2 separate regions of the Homo sapiens genome follow, and region 2 is linked to region 1. The links are chromatin loops, found by intact Hi-C in ENCODE. Cell type or tissue: ascending aorta. All regions are shown on one strand. Links, peaks and the distances in the headings refer to the core of each region. The heading gives the core; the rest is flanking DNA. Region 1 overlaps PTPRD (protein tyrosine phosphatase receptor type D). Region 2 overlaps PTPRD (protein tyrosine phosphatase receptor type D).

The links. Peaks named below come from ENCODE experiments on the same cell type or tissue, not always from the same donor. Only the 100,000 strongest peaks of a DNase experiment are listed, where the experiment ranks them.
Region 2: it touches region 1 in a loop (2.0-fold over the local background); 1 of 110 quality-filtered maps calls a loop at or near these places.

The regions. Positions count from the first base shown.
Region 1 is chr9:8,683,594-8,686,515 of GRCh38, reverse strand. All of the region lies in intron 12 of PTPRD (protein tyrosine phosphatase receptor type D), which reads left to right. Among named protein-coding and RNA genes, the nearest start is that of PTPRD-AS1, 170 kb to the left of the region's middle. In ascending aorta, for the core only: no CTCF peak of the experiment used is centred there; no DNase peak of the experiment used is centred there; H3K27ac peaks cover 145 bases.
Region 2 is chr9:8,783,576-8,786,497 of GRCh38, reverse strand. The region is part of intron 11 of PTPRD (protein tyrosine phosphatase receptor type D); the gene reads left to right. Among named protein-coding and RNA genes, the nearest start is that of PTPRD-AS1, 73 kb to the left of the region's middle. In ascending aorta, for the core only: no CTCF peak of the experiment used is centred there; no DNase peak of the experiment used is centred there; H3K4me3 peaks cover 2,500 bases; H3K27ac peaks cover 2,419 bases.

The sequences.
Region 1 (2,922 bases), core at 90-2,589:
TATATCTGAAATGTAGGAGGTGTTCATTAACCTATTTGGATCACTTCTGGTGAGAATTAGAACATGTGTTAATTCTTCGTGACATGGCTCTGTGTTGTGGACCTAAACATGGAGAATTTTCACTCTGTGCCTACATTCACAAATGCAACATGTGGGTTTGTATATACATATGTTGTACATGAACTCAGATTCCAAGTTAGCTGTGTTCAAATCTGAATTCTCCCCTGCATAACTTTATACTTGGCCAATTTTGCCTCCAAATTAATTGGTCACTGAATATTTTAAGTTTTTAATATGAAAACAACATGATGTCTTAAAGGTGGCAGTGAAGCAGACAAACTTTATTTTTTACTAAAGATGAAATTGAGTCATATTGTACGCTGTGCACTGAACTTGATAAAGAAGTTCAAGGGTTATAGATGTTTTGATAGTTTCTGCTTGCTTTCAGAGGACTGTTGACTCCCTTAGGAGAGTCCCTTAGCATTCAGATGAGAACACTTGTCTTTGAACATCTCCCCAAGAGCCAGACTGGACAGATGTTTCTCAAAATGAGCCGCTGAAAGCAGCTGAAACTAGAATTTCAAAGAAAACTGTCCAATCTGGCTTGAGTCTTTTATTTTTAAAGACATAATAAAGAGGAGCCTAGTGCTCGTTTGGCATTTTATTTTTATTTATTTATTTTTAACAAAAAGCACTGTATGTAAAGGTACTGCTTTGGGAAAGATTTCAGTCGGAAAATGAAAATGTGATTAGATTTGGTTTATTAATATCGGCCTGTACCTCTTCTGTGGCTGTGCTGTTGCTTGACATTCTTGAACACCTTTGATTCTGTATATTTCTCTATGGTGTTAGTTTGGTACACTATTTATTCAAGTCCACTGTTCAGTCAGTTTTAAAACAGGCCATTTATGGTAAAAAATCAGCCCAACCAGTTGATGGACATTATATAAAACCAAAGTATTGGCTGGTTTCCAACTGTTCCTGATGTGTTTGTTGCCTTGATATAGTTACATCACACCCAGTCTGTTTTACATGCAGCGTTTGCCCACAGGAGTTCTTCTGAAACTCCAACAAAATGGAAACATTGTGGCTGTGTATATTTTAAGCTCTCGTCTGTTGGTTTTGTTCCTGGAACCTTCAAAAATGATTTTTTTTTCCCCAAAATTCTGACAGTATTTGTAAAGAAAGAGTATTGCTCCATTGGGCCTTGCTTTGTCTCTACTCTCACGCCAAATATAATGTACCTTTTTTTTTTTTCTGCTTTCTACATTTATGCACTTCTTTGTAGAGGCCTTTTTGTTTCCTTTGAAAGATGGTTCCTTTCATCTTTTGCCTTTGTTTTCATTCACTGCCAAAGAAAAGCTTTCTCCTAAAGGCTCCAGAATATAAGGATGTCTTTTTATGAGCTCTGTCCATTGGAATAACAATGTAATGCTGTTGCCCTTGAAAAATATCAGGACAGAAGGGCATCTTGACATCCAGCCCCGGATGCAAACACAGCCCATCCCCAGAAGAGCATCTTTACAGGTGCAGAAATTCACTCAAAGCAATTTACTCGGACTGGGGAAAGCTGATCACTGTTTTTTCTCTCTCTAGGATTGTGAAGTTTGTGAATATTGTTTGAGCACATGCATATTAATCATATGCCCACAGAGAGCAGTAAAATCCTTTGAATGAAAATATTCATTGGGAAGTAAATGAATATAATTATAATTCGTAGAAGCACTTTTGTCAAAGTGCAATCTGTAACCCTTAAAATCAAAACACAGCAGGCACCCTTAATATTGTTCTAAATAGGTGTCTTCTTGTAAATAGTTTCCTGTTAATCAATCTTAACATAGCTCCCTCATTCTTTTATTATTTTTCAACATATATAGAAATTACTATAATTTGTGTATTAGTCTGTAAATGATAGGATTCAGTGTAGGTTAGTTGGAAAGGAAGAAATGAGTGAGGCTAGTTTTACTGAGCCCAGTACTATAACTGAGACCTTAGTCACATGATTTCCTCTGCAGTGTGAACTTGTAGGGGAAAGAAAGAGGGATATCATTGAAGGAAAGAGGAGTATCATGGGGTTTGCAGTCAGAGGGACTTGGGTTCCAATCTTGGTTCACTTGTCAGCTGTGTGACATTGAGCACCTTATTAGCTTCTCCCAGCCCAGTATTGCTCATTTGTAAAATAGAGATGGCTTACAAAATCATTGTGAGGAGAAGTGATGATATACAAAATATAGTTCTTGGGACATAATACTTGTTTTTATTTTGCAGAGAATTGGGTTTGCTGGCAATCACATTGGGAGTGTTTCAGCTTCTGTATGTGTATAATACATGACACAAAACGTTGGTAGCTTATAAAAAGACATCTGTTACTATCACAGATTTCTATAGGTTAGTAATTCAGATAGGGCGCAGCAGAGATGACTTTTCGCTGCTCCACCATATCTTAGCTGCAATGAGAAGACTCTAAGGAGGGGTGGGTAGCTGGAGTCTTCTGACCTTACCTACTCACAAGCCCACTGGTTGATGTTGGGACCTCTTGAACATTCGCTGCTGGTACAGTTAGGACTCCTCAGACACCTCCCTTTCTGTCTGTATTTGGTCTCCTGATGAGTTCTCTCTAGCATGGCAGCTTCGGAGTAGTTGGAACCCTTACGTCTTAGCCCAGGACTCCTGGTTCTGGTCGGGGAAGAAAAGGGAAGAAGGCAGAATGAAGACTGCCAGAAGGAGAGTCGGCAGAAGCCGTGTCTCCTTGCGACTTAGCTGGGAACTCACATAGCATCACTTCCAGCATACTCTATGGCCAGTGCTGTCACAACCCTGTGCCCAGATTCAAATGGAGGGAATAGACTCCCCACTGCTAGTGGAAGGAGACCTTATGGCGTGAGATATGTGCATCTTTGGAAAATATGACCTGCCATAGGA
Region 2 (2,922 bases), core at 244-2,743, 100 kb before region 1:
CGAAGGTTGCAGTTGAGCTGAGATGGAGCCACTGCACTCCAAGCTGGGCGACAGAGCGAGACTCTGTCTCAAAAAAAAAAAAAAAAAAAAAAAAAGAACTCCAAACTTTTCCTTTTTTGTCTGCCTGGAACAAATTTCAAAACATAGTGCCTAATACCTGCAAAAATAGAAATAACCACGGCATTGAACACACTTCAGTAATTGTTTTAGTTGAATTTATAGGATTAAAACAATTTCAGTGTTGACTGTTTAACAAAATGAAACTCATAGTTAACACAGGAACAAGTTCAATTATCTCTGAGTCGTTAATTTATGAATGGTTCCATGGCCATTTTCCATAGTAATGCTGAATCCCTCCCACCCTACCTTGTTCATATTCTGGGTCAGTATCTGAATTGCCACTAGCGGTGAACAATGTGTATGAGGTACACACACACACACACACACACACACACACACACACAACAAATTAAGCGGCTTCTCAGACTGCCTGTCTGGTGTTTGTTATCTATCTGTAGCAATTGGAAGTGATTCTGTTGGGCCATCTAAAGTGCACATTATAAAGGAAAAAGATTTTGCTTTTGTTTCCTTACTAGTAGCCATAGAAACTTTTAAAAACCATCTGTAATACATTACAGGAGAGTTTTTGTGTTCCTTATGCTTTTGCTAGTTTCTATTTGTATTATCTGTATATTGACTATAACCTCAGCTACCCTAGTTTGAAGCTTTACTTTAACTTACTGAACTTGAAGGAATTACAGATATTTTTACTCAATGGCCAGCATAACCACTCCTTGTTTAGCCACAGTACTTTTATATGGCTTCAGTGTGCTTTTATTTTTGTACTTTATTTGTTAAGCCGACTGGCAGTAATTCTGTGACATGGCTTTGACTGAGGAGTTGTAGCTGGTAGCCACAGCCTAGCTGATGGTCTTTAATATGGAGGCAGAGGGGCTGGCAGGAAGCAATAGTAAGGCGATTCACATTAGTTTCTTTTACTGCAAGTGTGAATACACACTATAGGTCATCAAAAGGATATTCAGGATTTTGTATTGTGGTTTGGACAGAACCATGACTATGTGAATTTACTGAAAAGGTTCTTGTTCTTTTGCCTTTGTAGCTAATCATATGTAATACAAGTCCCCTACTCCAGCCAGATTAAAACCATGGGTAATTCCTTTTGCACTAACTCTTAACATCTTCAATAGTTATGCCGGTATGACTGGGTTTCTCTTTCATTGATTAGTGTTTTTTTCCCCTGTTATTCTTCATCATCTCCTTGTTTCAGTCTCTTTTAAATATGTGTTCCCTCTTACCAAATTTCTTTTCTTGTACATATTTGTGTCTATACACCAAGTCCTGATTTTTGGTGGGCTGTGGGAGGCCTTGTTGTTTCTATTGAACAGCTTCATAAGGAGCCCAGCTGTTAGCTGTCAAGGGTTTTCTCTTTTATTAGTCTCAGAAGGCAGGACTGGCAGGGTGCAGCATGTTGGTACAAGATCCCAGCTGTTGTAATGGTGCTCTCGGAGTCCCTGATCATTTGAAACTTGAAGAAAATTTGACCTTATCATGGAAGTTGTTTCTGTTTGTTCATTTGTTTGTTTTTGAGGGGCTCGCAGTGCAAGATAAAAAGATGTAAATGATAACTGTAAGATATGGAGGCAGTATAGAGAAAAACGCGTGTTTCTGCTTTTCAAACTTTTTAGTAGCAGACATTTTTGGTATGGAGAGTTTAAGATACAGGGGGGATGTTAACTAATGTGGATGTAGAGAAATTTGTCCTGGCATATCTTTATTTGGTAAGCAGGCTAAGCAAACTTAGCAAAATTTATTCACGCTTTAAAAACATGAGATAAGAGCTCTTTCTCAGAGGCACACTCTTAAAAGTTTTGCCGAATTGGAAAGGTTCTGACGCTGTTTAATTAAAAGAAAAATGCAATAAAACCAGATTCTGTTTAAAAGGATTTTGCTTCTTTATGTAGCCTTGTCTTTCAGGTTCTCTGGGTGGCTTCTCTATGCCAGGATCCTTGGGAATAGTTTGATAAGCCGACCAAGTTATTGAATAAAGAGAATCATACACCTTAAGCAATGAAAATATCTGCCTTTACTTCATTGTGAAAGATTGACAGACAAGAACACACGTAATAGCATGCATTTACGTTTAAGAAATGAAATTTATTTAAAACTGGGAACCTTGAGAGAAAAGCTTGGTTGGGACTGAGTCATTACCCAGTTAAAAATAACCTTTCCAGGTCATGTCGTTTTGTTTGCCACAGTGAAATAAGTTTATTTCAGCAGAATGAAGCCATTATTAGCTTGGCAGAGTCCACTTGTCAGAATTTTATGGAGCACAACACCGTTTGGCTGGGAAATTCAATAAATACTGTAATGTGAGAGGAGTTAAACTCCAAGGGCTGAAGGGGCAAAGAGTGGAGGATTTGTTGCTAATTCATTGTTTCACAGCTCCAATAAGAAAGCATGAGGATATATGACGAATTATCATTAGAGGTCAGGCGCACAACCCTTTCGTGAATTACCAAAGCAGCAGGACTTGTGAGTAAAATAAAAACTTTAAGCTGTGTTAGGATGTATAGCACTGAAGGGGTAGCGTAAATATTGAGTGTCTCGATGCTCAAGTTTTTTATTTTTCTTTTTTGGAGGGTAATATGTCTTCTTTACCTGCCCTCCTGCTCTATCTGGGAATTTGTAAAGGAATAAAATACAGTTGAAAATCCTATGACAGTAGAATCCAGCCATCAGACCAGTACTGCAATATTGAAACGGAACTGAGCCGTTTGTCATCTTAACAATCTGGGAAACCAAAGCAGTGGCCACTCTCAAGCACCAGTGGGCTTCACCTTGAGGTATGAGGTAGTGTGTTCTAATGACCAGGGTATGGTGGGACTAAATTCCTACTTCTGT